Regions from separate parts of the Homo sapiens genome. Here region 1 is linked to region 2. Evidence: read pairs that join two places in POLR2A ChIA-PET (ENCODE). Cell type or tissue: CD4-positive, alpha-beta T cell. All regions are shown on one strand. Links, peaks and the distances in the headings refer to the core of each region. The heading gives the core; the rest is flanking DNA.

Region 1 (11,441 bases), core at 2,897-5,396, 400 kb after region 2:
GTGAAACCCCCATCTCTACTAAAAATACAAAAAATTGGCCAGACGTGGTGATGGGTGCCTGTAATTGCAGCTACTCAGGAGGCTGAGGCAGGAGAATCACTTGAACCTGGGAGGCAGAGGTTACAGTGAGCCCAGATCACATCACTGCACTCCAGCCTGGGCAACAGAGCAAGACTCTGTCTCAAAAAAAAAAAAAAAAAGAGAGAGAGAGGAAGAGAGCTGCCTGCTTATCTGGCTAATCTGGTTCCCATATCATTGTCTCTTTTTCCATCATATTTCACTAACAAAAATCACTTCTGGCTAAAATAGTCAAGATATCATGTTTCTGGGGAAATATCTTGGTATAAGACCAAGAGAATACCTCTTTCTTTTCTGTCTTTTGTAAAAGAGTGAATATATTTGGCTTCTTTTTCTCTCTTTTTCTGGGTATTCAATCTTCTGGGAAGTCAAACGTAGCTGAAAAGAGTGTTCCTTCACAGCTTACTAGGAGTAAAACAAAAAGAAAAGAAAAGTGTTTTCTATCTATTAGGTTAGTGCAAAAGCCATTGGCGTTTTGGCCATTATAGTGGTATGGATGTGGGTACTGTATACTGACTTTGGTTTTTCGTTTTCTGTTTTAAAGCCAAGCAGATGCCAGTGGAAATGTCCAGGTGAGTGTATTTGTAAGAAGGGGGCGGCTGCTCTGTGAGCACGGTGGACATGTCTGGAGGGAGATTCTGGTCATTAGGAAGTTTTCAGTGGCTCTTGGCAAACTTAGAAAAATATAGGCCTTCCTTGGGTGTGAGTTGTGTGTGTGAGTTGTGTGTGTGTGTGTGTGTGTGTGTGTGTGTGTGTACCTCCGTGGAAGAATGCCAATTGTCCTTTCATGGGAAGGAATGGCTTTTATTCTGAGATCATGTCCTTCCTACATGATTATTTGTGAAATCTCCCTTTCTTTATGAAATTATAATGGTAGTAGATAAATTTTTTAAAATTTGACAAAATAGAGTTGGCCTTTAAAAAATGGTTTTACTACCTTTACTGTTGTTGAAATCCCAAATCCAAAAGTATAGAAATGATTGCTCTGTTCCAGAGAGAAACAGTAGCGTGGGATAAGAATTTCAGGGGCTTGGTAGTAGCCTGTGAAGGACTCCTGGTATTCATGTGTGCTTTGGTCCTGATGTTTATTTTAATAGGAAAAAGTTTTATCACCGCCAAGCATGGTGGCTCGCACCTGTAATCCCAGCACTTTGGGAGGCTGAGGCAGGCAGATCACCTGAGGTCAGGAGTTCAAGACCAGCCTAGCCAGCGAAACCCCATCTCTACTAAAAACACAAAAATTAGCCGGGCGTGGTGGTGCATGCCTGTAATCCCAGCTACTCGGGAGGCTGAGGCACGAGAATCGCTTGAACCCAGGAGGCGGAGGCTGCAGTGATCCGAGATTGCACTGCTGCACTCCAGCCTGGGTGACAGAGCGAGACTCTGTCTAAAAAAAAAAAAAAGTTTTTTTACATAATCCTTGGAGCTGCCAAAAAATATTTGTTTTCCAAATGAGAGAGTAAAGTTTTCCTTACCTTGGAAAACTCTTCCTGGTTTTCTCATGATCTTCCCTTGTTTACTTTGGTGGTTTGGGGTTAGAACAATAACAACAACAAATATATCTATATATTGTTTTCTGTTTTTATATTTCATTTTAAGGCCAGCAGTACCACTTCTGAACTCCAACAACGAGAAAATGTCAGATCCCAATATGGAAGCTAACAGTCATTACGGTAAAGTCATGTTCTCCTGCCATTTCTAATTTCCCCCAACTTGCTACATACTTCCTTAGCCCTCTCAGAAGCAGAATATGTAAGTGGTGGGATTACAGTTGGAAGAGAAACCCTGGCTTCAACAGGGTACTTCATCTCATCAGCCACTGGGCCATGTAATATACGGAAACGTAAAAGGAAAGGTAACATATTTTATTCTAACTTTGCCACCTTCCAAACTCCCCGTAGAAGAAATATGGAGAATAATCATAATGCCTTCAAAGACTTTGAACATTGCTCCAGCGTAATATTATAATTCTCCATTTTCAAGACAGAGACCAGGTATTGAATGAAAACATTGGTAAAACATCTTCTCAGATGGAATTATTACAAGCACAAGACAGTTTTACTTCAAATTTGCCACAAAGGGAATGCAATTTCAATATTCTCTCAGTAAAGGCATAAATAAAGTGTTCCAACTAAGAAATATCTATTCATAAGGCTCATCAGTAGCTTCAGGGTCAGCTCAGCTGAATGAGTAGCCAGTCCTAGGAGTTCTTAATCCCAGGTTAGTAAGAAAATTGCTCAAGCATTTCAGCAGGGATGCTACTTACTTCCCAGAGGGGGCTATAATTACATCACAAAAAGTCCTGTCCCAGACCAAATTTGGAACACTCTTCCTCTTTTCTTTCTTTCTTTTTTTTTTAGACAGGGTCTTCCCAGGCTGGAGTGCAGTGGTGCAATCTCAGCTCACTGCAGCCTCTACCTCCCAGGCTCAGGTGATCCTCCCATCTCAGCCTCCTGAGTAGCTGGGATCACAGGCATGTGCCACCATGCCCAGCTAATTTTTATTTTTTGTAGAGATGGCACTCTACCAATGCTGGTTTCAGACTCCTGGGCTTAAGAAATCCTTCTGCCTTGGCCTCCCAAAGTGCTGGGATTACAGGTGTGAGCCCCTGAGCCCAGCCACTTTTCTTGCTTTATCAGCAGGTTTGGTCATAGAATGCTCATGTTCTTTTCTAATTCTATAAATGTCTCACAAAATAAGAAATTTTTAGGATATACTTTTTACAGAGACATATTTTGCTTGAGAAATATGTTTTAAGAATTGAGTAATTCATATAGTACTGAATCATAAACTTTAAAAAAGGAAAATAAAATATTTGTAGTAATAAAAGTAATGTGTCAGTAAATAGAAACGAGCAAATATATTGTTTAAGAAACTATATTCTAGGCTGGGCGCGGTGGCTCACGCCTGTAATCTCAACACTTTGGGAGGCCGAGGTAGGTGGATCACTTGAGGTCAGCAGTTCAAAACCACCCTGGCCAACATGGTGTAACCCTGTTTCTACTAAAAATACAAAAAATTAGCTGGGCATGGTGGTACATGTTTATAATCCCAGCTACTCAGCAGGCTGAGGCAGGAGAATCCCTTGAACCTGGGAGGTGGAGGTTGCAGTGACCTGAGATCTCAACATTGCACTCCAGCCTGAGCAACAAGAGCGAAACTCCATCTCAAAAAAGAAAGAAAGAAAGAAACTATATTCAGGCCAGGCATGGTAGTTCATGCCTATAATCCCAGCTCTTTGGGAGGCTGAGGTGGGAGGATCACTTGAGGCCAGGAGTTGGAGACCAGCCTGTGCAACAAAGCGAGACTAGGAGAATCGCTGGAATCTGGGAGGAGGAGGCTGCAGTGAGCCGGGATCGCACCACTGCACTCCAGCCTGGGTGACAGAGCAAGACATTGCCTCAAAAAAAAAAAAAAAAGAAAGAAAGAAAAAAAGAAAAAGACTACACAGCAGGTCAAATGGAGCCCACAGGAGGGCCAACGAGGGGACCCAGGACCCAGAGACAGTGCTGGTTGTCACTACACTGAATAAATCAGGCTTGACTTTGTTAGGGGTACTGAATTTTTAAAAGGTTTTAGAAAACTAGAATTTCCCTTGTCACTCACCCTAATTGTTATTTTTCAACTAGGTCACAATGACGATGTCAGAAACCATGCAATGAAACCAATAAATGATAATAAAGGTAATTATCTAATTACATGTTTTTATTAGAACCAACTTTTACATTAAAAAAAAGACTCATAGGAAAAGAAAACTAAAACTTGAAGGACTGTGGATAATTTCCCACCTCTCTTAATGACCCTGTACCCAGCCGATGTGTCAATGAAGGTAGCTAGCTGCTTTCACCAGAGATGCTATCTAGTGTCCTCAGTGGGAAAGTCACCTAAATCAAAGTAGGGAAGAACTGGGTTATACTCAAAAAACAACTTCCTGACTCATAATGAGCTACTGGGTAAGGCAGTGGGACCTCTTTTTTCTTGAGCATTGAGGTGGTGATTTTTAAAGACAATGGACAATAAATTGCTCTCTTCTGCCTGAAGCACTGAGGGATTGGACTAAATCATTTTTCAAAATTCCTTTCGCTCTGGGCTGCTGCCATGGGAGCTAAGGCTCCTAACAAAGAGAAAGGATTCTGTTAAGGTCTCTTCCTTTCTTTCTTTTTTTTGTTTTTTTCTTGAGACAAGAGTCTCGCTCTGTCAGCCAGGCTGGAGTGCAGTGGTGCGATCTCGGCTCACTGCAACCTCCACCTCCCGGGTTCAAGCAATTCTCCTGCCTCAGCCTCCCAAGTAACTGGGACTACAGGCGCCTGCCACCACGCCCGGCTAATTTTTGTATTTTTACTAGAGACAGGGTTTCACTGTGTTGGCCAGGCTGGTCTCAAACTCCTGACCTTGTTATCTGCCCACCTTGGCCTCCCAAAATGCTAGAATTACAGGCGCGAGCCACTGCGCCTGGCTCTTTTTTTTTTTTTTTTGATACAGAGTCTTACTCTGTCACCCAAGCTGGAGTACGGTGGCACAATCTTGGCTCACTGCAGCCTCCGCCTCTCGGGTTCAAGCCATTCTCGTGCCTCAGCCTCCCAAGTAGCTGGGATTACAGGTGTGTGCCACCATGCCCAGCTAATTTTTGTATTTTTAGTATTGGTGGATTTTTACCATGTTGGCCAGACTGATCTCGAACTCCTGACCTCAGGTGATCTGCCCGCCTCAGCCTCCCGAAGTGCTGGGATTACAGGCATGAGCCACCACACCCAGCCTGAAATGTATCTTTGACTGCAGAATCATTGTTTTGGTAGCTGATGAGAATCCCTATTCTTTAGGGCTTTAAAAACAAAACAGTAATGTTATTTTTGACTTGAAGACAAACTACTTTTCTAGCTTTCACCTTAGTACCCTGAGTGATTTCATTCACGTGTATGCCTCACACTCTCCAAGTATTTTTAGGGTAGTGACCCCTGTTCCCCATTTCCCGAAATCCTCTCAGTCTTGGAGGTAGCTTTGTTTGCCTGTGGCTGTGGAGAAGGCTTCCAGCATCTTGAGTGAGACTGAATTGGGAGAACTGCTGGGGCTGATACTGGGCTGTTTTCTGTCTCTACTGACCTGTTCCAAGTCCCCCCACTGTAGAAACAGGGACCTAGGCCAGAGGGTCCCTCCACATCCTGGTAACAGAGGAGTCAGGGAGGAAACCATGGGCCCCGAGGCCCTGTATCTGCCTCTGGGACCAGTGCGGGGTTCGTACTCCCTTCCTCATCCCGAATGGAATTAAGCCTGTGTCTGGCTGCCCCCTCAAAATACAGAATACTTTAATAACCTGAATGAAAATCTAGCCGGGGGCAGTGGCTTATGCCTGTAATCCCAGCACTTTGGGAGGCTGAGGTGGGCGGATCGCTTGAGGTCAGGAGTTCAAAACCAGCCTGGCCAATATGGTGAAACCCTGTCTCTACTAAAAATACAAAAATTAACCCCGTCTCTACTAAAAATACAAAAATTAGCTGGGCATGGTGGTGCACACCTGTAATCCCAGCTACTCAGGAGGCTTAGGCAGGAGAATCACTTGAACCCGGGAGGTGGAGGTTGCAGTGAGCTGAGATCACACCACTGCACTCCAGCCTGGGTGAAAGAGTGAGACTCTGTCTCAAAAAAAAAAAAAAAAAAGAAAAGAAAGTCTCTACTTCTATGATCTGAGGTGCCCACAAGAGATTCCACCTAAACAACAAGCTGCTGTGGTTTCTTTGAGCAGAGCCTCTGAACTCAGACGTGCAGTACACGGAAGTTCAAGTGTCCTCAGCTGAGTCTCACAAAGGTAAGTGCCACTCGAGTGAGTCCCCAGGCATTGCCTTTGGCTTGGGTTTAAACCCCAGTGGTGGCGGGGGTGCTGTGTTCAGTGAGAAGAGTCTGTGCACCCTCAGTCGCTCCAAAGGAAGTGATTAGCAGACCTACCGGCCTGCTAAGACTGGAAGGAGCAAAGGCCCCTGGCCCTGGCCCTGTCTCTGAGCTGTAAAATTTCAATAATTTAAAAGAAAAAAAGAAAAGGCCAGGCACTGTGGCTCACACCTGTAATCCTAGCACTTTGGGAGGCCAAGGCGGGTGGATCACCTGAGATCAGGAGTTCGAGACCAGCCTGACCAACATGATAAAACCCCATCTCTACTAAAAATACAAAAATTAGCCGGCTCTGGTGGCGCACACCTGTAATCCCAGCTACTCAGGAGGCTGAGGCAGGAGAATCACTTGAACCCGGAAGGCAGAGGTGGCAGTGAGCTGAGATTGCGCCACTGCATTCCAGCCTGGGTGACAGAGTGAGACTCCATCTCAAAAAATATATATATATATATAAAATATATAATATATATAATATATAAATATAAATACATATATAATATATATGTTTTCTTTGTGTATAATATATATTTTATAATATTTTATATATTTTTATTTTTTATTTTTATATATTTTATATATAATATTTTTATATTTATATTATTTATATATTTTTTATTTTATATATATATATATATTTTTTTTTTCTTTGTTGAGACGGAGTCTCACTCTGTGCCCAGGCTGGAGTGCAGTTGCGAGATCTCAGCTCACTGCAACCTCTGCCTCCGGGTTAAAGCGATTCTCCTGCCTCAGCCTCCCGAGTAGCTGGGATTACAGGCATGCACCGCCACAGCCGGCTAATTTATTTATTTTTTTTTTGTATTTTTAGTAGAGATGGGATTTCACCATGTTGGCCAGCGTGAACTCGAACTTCTGACTTCAAAAGATCCACCCCCCTCAGCCTCCCAAAGTGCTGGGATTACAGGTGTGAGCCACCACACTCGGCCTCAATAATTTTAAAAATTAATTAAAGAAAAATAGAGACAGGGTTTCGCCATGTTGCCCTGGCTGGTCTCAAATTCCCGGGCTCAAGCAATCTGCCCACTTTTGTCTCCCAAAGTGCTGGGATTACAGGCGAAGCCACCACACCTGGCCATTTTTGATAATTATTAGTTATGATACTACTAATAATAGGTAAGATTTATTGAGCACTTACTAAGTGCCAGGGAATTAGGAAGTACTGAGCAATTTGTCCCTTCCAGAGGTAGACCCCCTGCCAAACCCAGTGTGTTCCTAAAGTTGCTTGTGCAGACTGAATGTGTGTCAATCAAATGCATGTTTCAAGATATCGAGTGCTTTGCCATTTAGAGGGACACTTAGGTAAAGGCTTTTGAAAGCACAAGATCCCTGTCCGTGTGAGCAGTGGCACTGATTTTACACCTTGGGTTTTGTTTTTGTGTATGTGGTTCTCTCAAGGGCAGGCTGGCCTGGAAGTCCCTGTCTCTGGTTCTATGCTGGGGAAATGGATGCAGAGTGGGCTGCTCCATAGAAAATGCTAGAACATCAATCTCGTTTGTTTTGGGCACCATAAAAAACATGCATCTCCTGGCCAGGCACGGTGGCTCACACTTGTAAACCTAGTACTTTGGGAGGCCAAGGCAGGTGGATCACTTGAGGCCAGGAGTTCGAGACCAGCCTGGCCAACATGGTGAAACCCTGTCTCTACTAAAAATACAAAAATTAGCTGGGCGTGGTGGCGCATGCCTGTAATCCATCTACTGGGGAGGCTGAGGCAGAAGAATCGCTTGAACCCGGGAGGCAGAGGTTGCAGTGAGCCAGGATCAAGCCACTGCTCTCCAGCCTGGGTGGCAGAGCAAGACTCCGTCTAAAAAAAAATTAAAAATGCATCTCCTAACTGTCCTCCTCCTTTGCGAACCCAGATTGGGCAGTACACAGTCCCCGGGGGTCACTGCACACTCCTGCATGCTCAAAGGAAACAGTGGCTCCTGCACGCTCAAAGGAAGCAGTCTCAGAACCTTCCTGCCCAGCTGGGAAGCTCCCTGGGATCATTGCCATCTGTCTCCCTTCCTCTGAGGCTAACCCCAGGCTGCATCCACCTAGCCAGGCAGGCCTGGGGTAGTTTTCCTGACTGTGCAGGCTGAATGCGTGCAGTTTTCCAGGCCGTGCCAGCCACTAGCCAGACCACATGGCAATGGGGTCCTGAAATCACCCCTTGCTCCATGATCTGGGAGGAGTCTTGGACTTCTCCTTGTCTTCTCTTTTTGAGCCTGGGCTGAGTGTCAGCAGCTGTATGCACAGAACTTTCCTTACAGGGATGCCCCGTAGAGCCGCTGGGCTGTGTGCTGCACCACTGGGGCACATTCCCATAGCCTACCAACAGAATGGCCCCCGGGGGTTGTGTACTGCCCAATCTGCACAACTCACTTCCAAGTCTAGACTGGACCTGAGAGGGGTGGGGAACGCGGCAGGCCTGAAGCTCTCTTCCTCATTTTTTTTTTTTTTTTTTTTTTATGACAGTCTTGCTCTTGTTGCCCAGGCTGGAATGCAATGGCACAGTTTCGGCACACTGCTTCCTCTGCTTCCCGGGTTCAAGCTATTCTCCTGCCTCAGCCTCCTGAGTAGCTGGGGTTACAGGCGCCCACCACCATCCCCGGCTAATTTTTGTATTTTTAGTAGAGACAGGGTTTCACCATGTTGGCCAGGCTGGTCTCCAACTCCTGACCTCAGGTGATCCACCCGCCTTGACCACCCAAAGTGCCGGGATTACAGGTGTGAACCACCAGGCCTGGCCTCTTCCTCTTTATTTCATTGTAGAGTGATTGACTCGTTGAGATAACAAATTGTGATTAAGGCCCTACGCAGGCAGCACAAGCACATACAGACCCTCCCTTGTGGAGGGACAGCCTGAGAGGCAGCCAGGAACACACTGCAGCAAAGCCCTCCTAACCTTCAGGGATCACCTAACCTTCAGTGATCTGCCCACCTCAGCCTCCCAAAGTGCTGGGATTACAAGCATGAGCCACTGCGCCCGGCCCTGGTTTTCTTTTTCTTGCTCAAAGGTGGGGAAGGGTTGAAGGGACAAGAAGGAGGTATTGTAATCCCAGCACTTTGGGAGGCAGAGGCGAGAGGATCACTTGAGCCCAGGCATTCAAGACCAGCCTGGGCAACAAAGCAAGAACTTATTTCTACAAAAAATTTAAAAATAAGGAGGTATCGAGACCCTCCAGGATTGGGTGAAGCAGAGGCGGTCAGCATGTGCCCTCCTTGCCAAGCTGTGCAGCTGCAGGGATGCCATCACCTAACTGGTCCCTCTTTCCCCATTTGCACAAAAGCTGTGTGGGCTGCAGAGGTCCAGGTAGACCCGTAAAGAGGGTCACTTGGGGGCAATGGAGAGCTTTTTGGGAATTCAATTTGAGTTTTCTAGACCCGTCCTCCTCCTTGGCAGCTAAGGAGCAGTGTGGGAAGTCAGGCCTGAGCCTCAGGTGTTCCCTCTCTGCCTTCCTGTGGGTGGAGAGCCAGGTATTACCAGGTACGAAAAGGGGCTTTGTGGGTACAAGGCCAGTGGTGAGTACATTTGACCTGGTCTTGACCAAGCCAGTTCCCTGCTCTCAAGACTTCCTCCTCCTATGGAGGAGGGGTTGGGAACCACATCCAGCTCTGACCCTAGTGGCAGCCGACCAAGTGGTCACTTGGGGTGGAGGAGGGGCAGGAAGGAACTCAGTAAATCCTGGTTTGCTGCATGTTTGCTCTGAGACTAATTGCTGGGAAAACCCCATGACGTTGAAGCCATCTCCTTCTCTGTTAACACAGAGAAAAACAGAAGCCAAAATAAAGCCCCATCCGGAAACATCCCTGACAGCAGAGACAAAGAGCCTGCCAGCCTGGTTTACTCATTAGCAAGCAGCTGCTGCCGTGGAGTGGGTGGGGAGGAGAGGTAGTGATGAGCTGCAACTCTGCCTGCCCACCCATCACTTAACTGGGCAGATTTGGGGGCAGCTGCAACTCTAGAAGCTCCACCAAGAAGCAGAAACCCCCAGGCCCAAACACCAAGCCCTCTCCCTCCATTTATTCCTCACCTGCCCCAGCCCCCACTGTGGGCCTGGGTCGGAGGGTGAGCTGGCCGTGACCACCCCACCATGCGCCTGGTATATGGTGTTTGATAGCATTTGTTGCAGTGTCTGCGTTGTTTGTGCACCTGTCTGCCTCGCAGCCTGGAGCTCCTGAAAGCTGGGACCAGGCCCGATCACCTTTCCTCTTCCACAGTGCGGGGTTCACACTAGGTGTCTAGGATTCTGCTGAGTGAGTGATTTGGCCAGGCCTGACATCAAGCAGAGGGTGTCTTGGGGATGTGGAGGATCCCCCAATAGGGTTGGGGATCCCTACAGCTTTCCTTGAGGCCCCCACATCTGGTGCCACAGAAAGAGAGTGAGGGGTGTGTGGGCATCTCTGCTGTCCCAGCAGTGTGGTGCCCTGGTAGCTCAGCCACTCTACTGAGTTCCAAATCCTGTTTGGTGCCCTGGGGAAGTCAGTGTAAGGCCCTAGTCACCCCAAATGCCCCAAGTTCAACTGTAGGGATCTGACCCACCCCCAGGCTTTCTCCTCACAAATGGTTCCTGACACAGGAGCCACCACCATTACTGTCACTTCAAACTTGGACAGGTGCCCCCAGGCAGCTGAGCAAGCCTAGGAATGGGACATGTCCAAGACCCCAGCTGTCACCCCATAGGAGGTCGGGGTCTGCCAGGGAGACGGACTTGGGAACAAGTCACATCGGTGTGTTGTGGACAAATGTCACCAACATGCTGTGGAGCTCAGGGGGCCCTGTAACTTCCCAGGGCACAGAGGGAGAGTGAGTGTGGGTGTGTTGGTACATGCGTGAAGCTCCACCAGGGTCGTGGGGAAATGGGGCAAGGAGAAAGGGCAGTGCTGGCTGTGGAGGAGTGTGTGTGGGGCCAGGAAGTGAGAGTGGGGTGTCCCTGGAGCATGGTGAGACAAGGGCATCTCAGTGCAGGTAGAGTCCAGGGTCACACCCCAGCCATTCACTCCGAGGAGGGAAATGCACTGACCATGGCACAGGAAGCCCCTTACCCTATCTGGGGCTTCCTTTCCCCATCTGTAAAAGGAGAACAGTGGCCCACACGACATCAGGCTCTTTTCTACAGTGAGGCTTCCTGGGCCTTTGTGCAGGTGACAGGAGCTGGGAAGTGGCCAGGTTCCATCCTGTTTCCTCAGGGTTGGTGGGTATGTATGTGTGTGCACACCCTGTGTGCATGAGTGTGTGCACACCCAGATTGCATGTTTGTACATACAGTGTGTATACAATGTGTGTAGACACATCCTACACACTGTATGAGGGTATACATAGCATGTATACACATTGTGTGCATGAGTGTGCGTGTGTATATGCTGTGTGTGTATTTTTGTATACACATCCTGTGCCCATACCCCAGTGTAAGGTAAACAGATGGCAGGAAGGGCGCCCTTGAGTCTCCTCCAGGTATACGCCACACCCTGGGTCAGTC
Region 2 (11,441 bases), core at 5,975-8,474:
TGCAAGAATCTTGGGTTCTACTAGGAGTCCTTTGCTGAACAATACCCAGTAACCCCTTTACTTAAGGTTGTATCAATAGAACCTTGGTACTTTCAGTCACCGTTTTTGTGAAAAAGTACTCTTGGAATCTTATTTGTGCAACTGTTCTGAAATAAAACCATTTCCTTATGTTTAATTGGCAGATTTTGAGACACAAAAGGAAGCTGTATGGGCCGTGGAACAGTTGAACAGATTGTGTACCTTGTTCACTGTGGCATAATAGAACCGTTGATGAACCTCTTACCTGCAAAAGATACCAAGATTATTCTGGTTATCCTGGATGCCATTTCAAATATCTTTCAGGTAAGTCCTATCAAGGTGGCTTTGTTTGAATTTGGACTTGATAATAATTGGTTTACTATTTAGACTTGGGGGAGGGCAGCTGTAAGTTTACTCACTAGTAAGCCACAGAATCAGAAAGCCTGTTTATGTGGCCACCCCTTTGATTAAAAATGTGGCAGGCATTATAAAAGATATAAAAGAGATGACAAGTGGATGGTGCGAACTGAATCGGAGTCAGGCGCTTATGTGGACTCATCACACCTGTTTACTTGGTTGATTTAATTTCCCAATTTCATACCGAATTTTGGTGACATTAAATTTGAATGACTTGGCCGGGCACAGTGGCTCATGCCTGTAATCCTAGCACTTTGGGAGGCTGAGGTGAGTGGACCACCTGAGGTCAGGAGTTCGAGACCAGCCTGGCCAACATGGTGAAACCCTATCTCTACTAAAAATACAAAAATTAGCCAGGCCTGGTGGCAGACGCCTATAATCCCAGCTACTTGGGAGGCTGAGGCAGGAGAATCGCTTGAACTCTGGGTGGGGGGCAGAGGTTGCAGTGAGCCAAGATTGCGTCACTTCACTCCAGCCTGGGCGAAAGAGTGAAACTCTGTCTCAAAAAAAAATTTTTTTTGAATGACTTAATTATATTTTTCTTCTGGTTCCACCCCTAACTGATCCAAGCATACCAGCATATGGCACTTTGCCGTAGTGATTGGTGGTAGGTAAGCCCTTCTCATCAACTTTGGATTCTAGAAATTTTTACATATAGAAGTTGAGCCTACAGGCTGGGCATGTTGGCTCACGCCTGTAATCCCAGCACTTTGAGGAGGCCGAGGCGGGTGGATCATGAGGTCAGGAGTTCAAGACCAGCCTGGCCAACATAATGAGACCCCCGTCTCTACTAAAAATTAAAAAAATTAGCTGGGCGTGGTGGCAGGCGCCTGTAATTCCAGCTACTCAGGAGGCTGAGGCAGGAGAATTGCTTGAACCTGGGAGGCGGAGGTTGCAGTGAGCCAAGATCACGCCATTGCACTCCAGCCTGGGTGACAAGAGTGAAACTGTCTCAAAAAAAAAAAAAAAATTGAGCCTACAATAATGGATGCTGGTGTATCTGTCACTGTGTATAAATAATTTGTCAGTATGTGGCCAGTATTTCTTCTTTCCTTCATCTAATCCCCTAAGTTATTTTGAAGCAAATCTGTTATTTCATCTATAGATATTTATGTATCTCTTAAAAGTTGAAAATTTAAAGAAAAACTAACCTACATACCATTCCATGTGCCCCGTAAATCCTTAATACCAACACACATTCTGTTCGGAGACATTTAGTTTAGCACTCCATAGGCCATCTTTGCCCTTAGACACCTTGACTACACCTTGTGATGATATAGGATGCTTTACGAAACAATACGCCCCTGTTCCCATAGCAGACCAGTTGAACTGGAGTGTAGTGTTGTTTTAAAAGTTGCCCACGTTGGCCAGGCGCGGTGGCTCATGCCTGTAATCCCAGCACTTTGGGAGGCTGAGGCAGGCGGATCACGAGGTCAGGAGATCGAGACCATCCTGGCTAACACGGTGAAACCCCGTCTCTACTAAAAATACAAAAAATTAGCCGGGCGTGGTGGCACGTGCCTATAGATCCAGCTACTTGGGAGGCTGAGGCAGGAGAATGGCATGAACCCGGGAGGCGGAGCTTGCAGTGAGCCGACTTCACGCCATTGCACTCCAGCCTGGGCAACAGAGCGAGACTCCATCTCAAAAAAAAAAGAAAACAGAAAAAAAGAAAAAAAAGTGGCCCATGTGATTTTGATACATACAAAAGGTTGAGAGCTACTGATTGTAAGATCTCTGGCTCCAGTCGAAGTACTGCTAAGAGTAGGTACAGATCCAATCACACTGAGTTTCAACAAAATATAGAATGGACATAAAACTATGATAGGCTTGATGAAGGAACTGTTAAGGTGCTTATTTCTGCCTGACATATCAATATTCAAATTTTCGATGTTTTCTTCATTAAAACATTCAGAGTATACGCCAGTAAACTTGGATTTTTTTTTTTTTTTTAGGCTGCTGAGAAACTAGGTGAAACTGAGAAACTTAGTATAATGATTGAAGAATGTGGAGGCGTAGACAAAATTGAAGCTCTACAAAACCATGAAAATGAGTCTGTATATAAGGCTTCATTAAGCTTAACTGAGAAGTATTTCTCTGTAGAGGTGAGTAATGGATGGTAATATTAATAACAACTTGGAAAAATGTAAAGCCAAGGCCATGAGCCCTTTTTTCCCTCATACTTTTAAAAATGAGCCTCATATCTTTGTTAAATATAGTAAAATATCAGTGTGCATAGGACGTAATGTACTTATTGCCCCTCTGATGTTTGGCTTGATGGTAATAAAATCTATTTATTTATTTATTTAGCTTTGGTTTCTACAAATTATTTTATTAGAATGTCAGACTCAAAAGGAACTACCAGTAACATGCCTGAACATGCTATATATGATTTATGCTTGACCCGTGACACCTGCTGTCACTGGATCCAGAGTGTGAACAAGGGAAAAGGAAGTGGATGTGGGCAGGGACAGCACCAGCCCTGGCTGGCCAGACCTCAGGCCCACAGACGTGGTCCCCATAACCACCAGGATCCCTACAATATACACATTCCTAATTCAGGCTCAACTCTCCTTTACCCAAGAGTAAATGCCTCAGGACTCAATCTGAATCACTGTCCGTCTCGGCTTCTTTCACATCCATGCTGAATTTGTACTCCTGGTCACATCCCATGTAAGCATCACTCATGAAGTATAGAGTGTAGTTGTGGGCACCAGTGGCTGGAGCCACAAAGTCCAACTTCACCTTGGCCTTCTGCTGCAGGATCAGCCTCTTGATGGAGATGAGGCTATTGGACTTGGTGTCTCCAATCACCACCCACCAGCCCTCTTCACGTTTCTGCGGGAAGAGAGGCGCAATGACAGGGCCTGTGACTTCCTCCTCTCGCTCCAGCTGCACCAGCACCACCGCTGGCCCGCCACTGCGGATGCTGTCCTTATCCACCACCTCCTAAGATAGTTCGATATTAGGGTAGCAGTTACAAAAGCGAGCCACATCTGTAATCTGGCTGTCAGTCAGCTGAAGAATTGTGTTCCGTTCTTCATCCTCCATCTCCATGATGTCGAAAACACTCTTCACTCCCTTGTCTGTGCAACGTTTGATATGCTCAGAGATGAAGTGTGGCAGCTGCTTCAGGTATGAGTCCTTGGACCACATGGCTTGGGTGACCATCTGGGCCAATTCCATAGCTGCCAGAGCAGAGCTGAGCCACCCATTGCTGGAGAGGACATCCACGCAGGCCTGGACGAGCCGGACTGCCTTACTAAGGATTTCCTCCGTATCTGACTGCAACTCAGCACTCAGCTGCATGCGGGACAGGTGAGCCTGCAGGAGCAGGTTGGTCTTGATGTGCGGATCATTGAACTTAGGGTTATTCAGCTTGTCAGGGACCTTCTGAGCCAACTGCCTCAGGAAGTTTTCTTCATGGTGCTGGATGGGGATATTCTCGTACCCTGCTGCATTGGAGATGATCTCAATAAGCCCTCGCACCTTGGTCTTGGCGTTGAGGTGAGATTTTAAAAGTCACCAGATTAGTTTCAAATGAACAGCCTTGAGAATCTTAGAATATCTTGAGGGTAAGTTAACGGGTGTCATTGTAGGAGGTGATAGAGAAGTAGGCCAAACCCACCACCATGCTCTGGGCCTAATACAGTCTTTTCCTATTGAAAAGTGACGGTTGGGGAAGAAAAAAAATCTCGGCCTGTTTCTGTTACTGTAGTAGCTAGCACTTATGAATTGGCAAAGTTTCAGAGACCCTCCCTCCCCTATGTCAGATACTACAATACCATACAGGATTAAAGGTGTAATATGCAGATCAAGACCTAGAGATTAAATACAGACTTCAGGTAGGCTGCTGCTTGGAATACTTATTATTTTTATACTTATTTTTTAATATATTTCCAGGAAGAGGAAGATCAAAACGTTGTGCCAGAAACTACCTCTGAAGGCTACACTTTCCAAGTTCAGGATGGGGCTCCTGGGACCTTTAACTTTTAGATCATGTAGCTGAGGCATAAATTTGTTGTGTACTATGTTTGGTATTTTGTCTTATTGTTTCTCTACTAAGAACTCTTTCTTAAATGTGGTTTGTTATTGTAGCACTTTTTACACTGAAACTATACTTGAACAGTTCCAACTGTACATACTGTATGAAGCTTGTCCTCTGACTAGGTTTCTAATTTCTATGTGGAATTTCCTATCTTGCAGCATCCTGTAAATAAACATTCAAGTCCACCCTTTTCTTGACTTCACCATGCCTATGTGTTGCTTTCTAATTTGGGGTCTTTAATGTTGCTAGTGAAAGGTAACCCGTCCAAACTGATGGGATTAACCAGAGGTAGTCCTGGCTGCAGTTTTTACAGAAGAATGAATAAAATTTTCCAGAAACCCTCAGCCAGTGTCTCCTTAAGTCTCCTTGGCCAGGGAGATGCGCTAAACACTGTAAATTTAATCATAAATCTCTCCTGGAGCTACAAGTGGAATTCATTCCTCCCAAACTTCAAGGCTGAATGGGATTCCAAGGTAAAATCATGGCTGCACGTGGGCCTCACCTGGGAATGTACCCAGTTCTGTTTCGTTGATGAGGGGCATGAGGGTCCACCTTGTGTCTTTTTTAAAAATGTAATTCCCAAGGGCTCTTGTACAATATAGATTGATCACCACTATTCTTTTTGAGATGGAGTCTCGCTCTGTCACCCAGGCTGGAGTGCAGTGGCACGATCTCAGCTCACTGCAACCTCTGCCTCCCAGGTTTAAGCGATTCTCTGCCTCAGCCTCCCAAGTAGCTGGGATTACAGGCGCCTGCCACCACGCCCGACTCATTTTTGTATTTTTAGTAGAGACGGGGTTTCACCATCTTGGCCAGATCCCAGCACTTTGGGAGGCCGAGGCAGGCAGATCACTCGAGGTCAGGAGTTTGAGACCAGCCTGGCCAACATGGTGAAACCCCGTCTCTACTTAAAAAAAAACACAAAAAACAAAAATTAGCCGGATGCGCTAGTGGGCGCCTGTAAGCTACTTGGGAGGCTGAGGCAGAAGAATAACTTGAACCTGGGCGGCGGAGGTTGCAGTGAACTGAGATTGCGCCATTTCACTCCAGCCTGGGCGACAGAGCAAGACTGTCTCAAACACACACACACACAAACAACAACAAAAAATAAAATGGAACACTAAACCCCTGTGTTACACGTGGTCCTCGTAAGCATAGAGCATTTTGTTTGGAACCGTGGATCACTTTCTCAGCTTTTCCTGTACAAAGGCTCCCATAAAGGGGAGGGGGAAGAGACATTAACAGTACAGACTGCCCTTCCTTTCCTACTTACTTGCTCCTCTCTTCCTCTCCCCAACTCGAGTCCCTTCTTGGATACTGAATCCAAAAGTCTTCAGCTTGAGAAAAGGTGATGGGGAAGTAAACCTGGACATCCTAGATTTTTGCTTTAACATGGGAGAGTTTTAATGGCTTCAGAAAGACTAGTGTAAAAGACAGGATAGAAAGCGTAAGGTCTGGATTTGTTAAAGGAAGCATGACTCAATAGTGAGGTAATGAACAGGAGATAGCTGGTTTCCAAAAAAGTTTTTTTTTTCATATCTTAGATAAAATGCTTAACATGCTAGTTTCCTTGGAGTGGTTAGATCCGTAGAGGCATTGGGAGATTTTTATTTAATTTATCTGTGGGTAACTTAATATCTTTGAGAATGACAGAATGACTTTATAACCAGCTTGATTTGTAAAAGTCACGATAAAAACATTGTGTAGCCACCAACTTCTCCCTCTTGCAGTGTTAATGTCTAAACTGCTAGTGATTTATTAATGTACCAACATTTTTAGTTTCCTAGCAGTTTGAAAGCTTTTTTTTTTTTTTTTTTTTTTTTTGGAGATGGAGTCTCGCTCTTGTTGCCCAGGCTGGATGGAGTTCAGTGGCGCGATCTTGGCTCACCACAACCTCTGCCTCCCGGGCTCAAGAGATTCTCCTGCCTCAGCCTCCCGAGTAGCTAGGACTACAGGCTCCCGCCACCACACTTGGCTAATTTTTATTTTTATTTTTTTGAGACGGAATCTCACTCTGTCTCCCAGGCTGGAGTGCAGTGGCGCAATCTCGGCTCACTGCAACCTCCACCTCCCGGCTTAAGCAATTCTCCTGCCTCAGCCTCCCGAATAACGGGGATTACAAGTGCCCACCACCACACCAGACTAATTTTTGTATTTTTATTAGAGATGGGGTTTAGCCATGTTGGCCAGGCTGATCTCGAACTCCTGACCTCAAGTGATCTACCCAGCTTGGCCTCCCAAAGTGCTGGGATTACAGGTGTGAGCCACTGTGCCCGGCCATCTAGCAGTTTGAAATGTCATTTAAGACTTTGGTAGTGTTAAAGAGTGCAGGGGCTGGCGGAGAGGAGAGCTAGAGGCATGGGTGGGGAACATGTTGGAATTGGAGCTCAGCAGGAAGTGGGACCAGTGCCTGGCAGATGCGGTGGTGAAGACAGGTACTGGTTTTGGATTAGGAATTGTTTTCTCACTTCTTTAAAAGAAGAATGTGGCCATTAGCCTTCAGTTCTGGCATGGGATTAGGAATGGCTTACTCCAACTGTCAGCATGATTTCCAGGCTCCATATCTTCTACATGGAAAATATGTCAAAGAGCAGGAGCAGTGACTTCACCTGAGAACGTCCCAGTGGGAGGACAAGAGAAATCATGTTTATTCCTCAGGAATACTGAAGTGTCCTGCAGTAAGCTGCCATTCTTCTGTAACAATGTTATCAGTAATGCTTTAAACTCCAGCACCTGGTTATGTATTTGAAACCAAGTCTGTTTCTTGTTTTGTATTTTTTCTCTGGAAATTGTAGGGAGGTGGTCTTAAATAAATTAAACAAAAATAGGGGAAAAAAAGTCTTTGATAGGCTGGGCACGGTGGCTCACGCTTGTAATCCCAGCACTTTGGGAGGCTGAGGCAGGCAGATCATCTGAGGTCAGGAGTTCAAGACCAGCCTGCCCAATATGGCAAAACCCTGTCTCTACTAAAAATACAAAAAATTAACTGGGCGTGGTGGCAGGAGTTGGATGTTGCACTGAGCCGAGATTGTGCCACTGCACTTCAGCCTGGGTGACAAGAGCAAGACTCCGTCTCAAAAAAACAAAAAAAACAACAACAAAAAAACACTTTGATAAATTATATATCTTTACCTATAACTTTCATTTTTGTATTTGTTTTTGTTGTAAGCAAGGGAGGAAAGGTAATATTCCTAATATCATTTGGCAATTATCAAAGTAAAAACTGCTAAGACTTATTTTGCTTGTTGAAATAATCTTAAAAGGGTAACTTTAAAAGATTGGACATCAGTGTTAAACATTTAATAAAGTATTGATTCTTTCATTGCTATATTGCATTTTTAGGACAAAGGAAATCAACATTCTGTTTCCTAATGTTGATTTTTTCCCCTCTCATCCTCAATCTTTCTGTCACTGCATCATCACTGAAGAAAAAACTCGGGATAATTTTTTCATTACTGTAAATCCTCATTGTTAAGTGAGATTTTTATTTCAGCATTTGGCCTCTTTAATTGCATAAAAGCAGTAAGAGCAAAGTCAGTTTTGTTCATAGGAGCCATTGGAAACCTTGTCAGATACAGGACCCAACTTCAGAAGGCCATTAAGGCCTGGCTGCCCCTTACCCCTCTCCACCCTTGCTGGAGCTTGCCAAAACCCGGTGGACTGATTTTGGAAAGCCCTTGAAACATGTCATTTCACTAATGGTGATTTCTTTTGGGATTGGGATGTTGACCTAATTTGTGATGAACAAAACCCGGCCAAATCATGCAGCCTGCCTCTAACTCCCCATGGGAAAGTGTTAGAGAAAAGTGTTTTAGCAACATCACCCATTTAAGTTTCATAACCCCAGCTAATAAAGATGATAAGAAACACCCAAGCTATCAACTAGGGTTTTCTGAGGGCAGAAGTGCAATTTAATTTTGAGCACTTGCATGTTAAACGACATGTTGGCATAGTTTGAAAGCTAATTCTAGTGTCTGTGAACGCTCAGTTCTTCCTAAATATTTGGGACAGTTTCATAACACTGTGTGGGAGGTGTATGCATCGAACCCTCTTAAACTGATCAGTTCGTGCGTTCCAGGCTTTTCACAATCGTAAATGTCTTTTCCCATCCTAGTTGTGGGAGGTAGCATGGTGCAGTGAAGTGGACTGGTATTTAAGAGCCAGATCTGTCTGAATTCAAATCCTGCCTCTTTATTATGTCAGTGAAAGACCTTTTGATGGGGCAGCTCAGTGCTGGCATAAGAAAAGTATAGATACTAATTCCTACATAATAGAAATATCCTAGATGAGTATTACGGCTATTCCAAACTTTTTGTTGTTGGGAATAGCTGTAATAACTGAAGAAACAAAGTTTCGCTGTGTTGCCCAGGCTGGTCTCAAATTCCTGGCCTCAAGCTATCCTCCTGCCTCAGCTTCCCAAAGTGCTGGGATTTGCAGGAATGAGCCACTGCACCTGGCTGCCTCCAACCTTTTAACACCAAAGATTTCTGTTTGTTCTTACATAGACTCTTGTTTTGATATATTTTACCTTCTAGTCTAAGTTGATTATTACTCTTCTTTTTTTTCCCCTTATCAATCAGATACACATCAACATAAGATGACCATACTGGATTGTTTACATACTTAATGATGGGATTCTACTGAAAAGTCAGATGTTTTGTCAGCCTTTAGGTCTTTTACGGGCTTGGCATAGCTCTCTGAACAGTGGAACTGGCTCAAGGAGAGCCCACTGTGACTAAGTTCCTAGACTGGCTGTTAGCCTTTGCAGTATCCCAGTGAGAGGTCCAGCTGTCTTCTTGTGCCCACTGGTTCCCTTTCTCTTAATTCTATTGGACAGACTAATTGGAGCACCTCCTCACCTAACTTCTCATTGGCCATGAGAACAGGACTGAACCACCCAAGTCCAACTTGGTGATGGAAGCTTGTCAGTATCAATACCTGATAGGGCCCTAATACTAGTGTTAATGAAGTTTCTTGAATGAGCAAACACTTGACTGTTGAGACAGCCACCACAAAGCCATATTTTCTACTATGAAGAAACTCATGTTTAGAACTTGAACAAGTTTAGGCAGAAATATTGGAAGCTTATCCATAAAAACAAGGGAATATGAGGAAAGATTGGATGAATAAGAAAACTTTAAATCAATTCAAAATTAAAATTAATGGTCAAGGTATGATACCCAGAAGGCATCTCCTGATTGTGGCTGCAAAAAATACATATTTTAAAAGCAAAACTATTGAAATATAGGAGAAATGTAGAAAACTGTGTATAAATGAGGTGGTCTTTTTCTTTCTTTTTTTTTTTTTTTTTGAGACAGAGTTCCACTCTTGTTGCCCAGGCTGGGGTGTAATGGCATGATCTTGGCTCATTGCAACCTCCGCCTCCCAGGTTCAGGAGATTCTCCTGCCTCAGCCTCCCAAGTAGCCAGGATTTCAGGCATGCGCCACCACACCAGGCTAATTTTGTATTTTTAGTAGAGACCGGGTTTCTCTATGTTGGTCAGGCTGGTCTCAAACTCCTGACCTCAAGTGATCCACCCACCTGGGCCTCCCAAAGTGCTGGGATTACAGGCATGAGCCACCACGCCCAGCCAAGATGGTCTTTTTCAACCCTTTGGCTTAGACTAAAGTTGTAAGTGACCAATGACTGTCACCCTACTCTGTTCTTGCCCATTCTTTCAACCAACGTCTCAACCACTCAGCAAAGATTAACTTAGGGAACACAAAGCTAATTCATTTTCCTTCCTTTCTTTCTTTTTCTTTCTTTCTTTCTTTCTTTCTTTCTTTCTTTCTTTCTTTCTTCCTTCCTTCCTTCCTTCCTTTCCTTCTTTCTCTCTCTCTTTCTTTTTTCTCTCCCTCTCTCTCTCTCCTCCCTCCCTCCCTCCCTTCCTCTCTCCTTCCTTCCTTCGCTTCCTTCTTTCTCTCTCTCACTCTCTTTTTTCTCTCCCTCTCTCTCTCTCCTCCCTCCCTCCCTCCCTTCCTCTCTCCTTCCTTCCTTCCTTTCTCTTTTTTTCTTCCTTTTCTCTTTCTTTTCTTTCTGGTAATTCTTTAAAATGTATTTTTGGTAGTTACAGAAATAATACTTATTTTAGAAAATTTGAAAAACAGAATACCACAAAGATTAAAATAATAACCTAAAACAATTAAAATAATAACCTAAAATTCTACCATTGGATTTTATATTTTGGCCTGAATAAGAATTCTTAACCTGTGTAACCTGAGATCCAAGATAGGTTATGGGGCTCCTGAACCTCTGAAACTGTATGCACAGTTTACTGTTAAATACATGTGGGTGCTTTTCAAAGAAAGGGGATCACAGCCTGGGGAAAATTAGGCCCTCAAAGGCAGAGCTACCTTCAAAATATTATGAGTTTCAGGTGTAGTTCCTTTCCATTTCTTTTCTTTTTCTTGTTTTGTTTTTCTTTTTTTGTTTCTTTTGAGACAAAGTCTCACTCTGTCGCCCAGGCTGGAGTGCAGTGGCGAAATCTTGGCTCACTGCAACCTCCGTCTCCCAGGTTCAAGCAATTCTCCCACCTCAGCCTCCCGAGTAGCTAGGATTACAGGTACCCGCCACCATGCCCAGCTAATTTTTGTATTTTTAGTAAAGATGGAGTTTCACCATATTGGCCAGGCTGGTCTTGAACTCCTGACCTCAGGTGATCCACCTACCTCGGCCTCCCAAAGTGCTGGGATTACAGATGTGAGCCACCACGCCCAGCCTATTTTCTACACATTTGTAAATATGCTTTTTGCTTTTTTCTTTTCTTTTCTTTTTTTTTTTTTGACGGAGTCTTGCTCTTGTTGCCCAGGCTGGAGGGCAATGGCGCAATCTTGGCTCATTGGAAACTCCACCTCCCAGGTTCAAGTTATTCTCCTGCCTCAGCCTCCTGAGTAGCTGGGATTACAGGCATGCACCACCGGGTCGAGCTAATTTTTGTATTTTTAGAGATGGGGTTTC

What was found. ChIA-PET counts read pairs that join two places held together with the same protein. Peaks named below come from ENCODE experiments on the same cell type or tissue, not always from the same donor. Only the 100,000 strongest peaks of a DNase experiment are listed, where the experiment ranks them.
Region 1: POLR2A ChIA-PET joins it to region 2 with 5 read pairs; 3 of 35 experiments call an interaction of 5 or more read pairs at or near these places.

The regions. Positions count from the first base shown.
Region 1 is chr17:64,342,700-64,354,140 of GRCh38, reverse strand. It overlaps PECAM1 (platelet and endothelial cell adhesion molecule 1), which reads left to right. Exons shown (of 16, transcript NM_000442.5): 10 at 623-650; 11 at 1,678-1,751; 12 at 3,708-3,761; 13 at 5,819-5,881. Among named protein-coding and RNA genes, the nearest start is that of PECAM1, 42 kb to the left of the region's middle. In CD4-positive, alpha-beta T cell, for the core only: no CTCF peak of the experiment used is centred there; a DNase peak (open chromatin) is centred at 3,990; H3K27ac peaks cover 361 bases.
Region 2 is chr17:64,742,906-64,754,346 of GRCh38, reverse strand. It overlaps the pseudogene MICOS10P2, the pseudogene ARHGAP27P1-BPTFP1-KPNA2P3, the pseudogene KPNA2P3 and the pseudogene LOC101929240. Among named protein-coding and RNA genes, the nearest start is that of MIR6080, 32 kb to the left of the region's middle. In CD4-positive, alpha-beta T cell, for the core only: no CTCF peak of the experiment used is centred there; no DNase peak of the experiment used is centred there.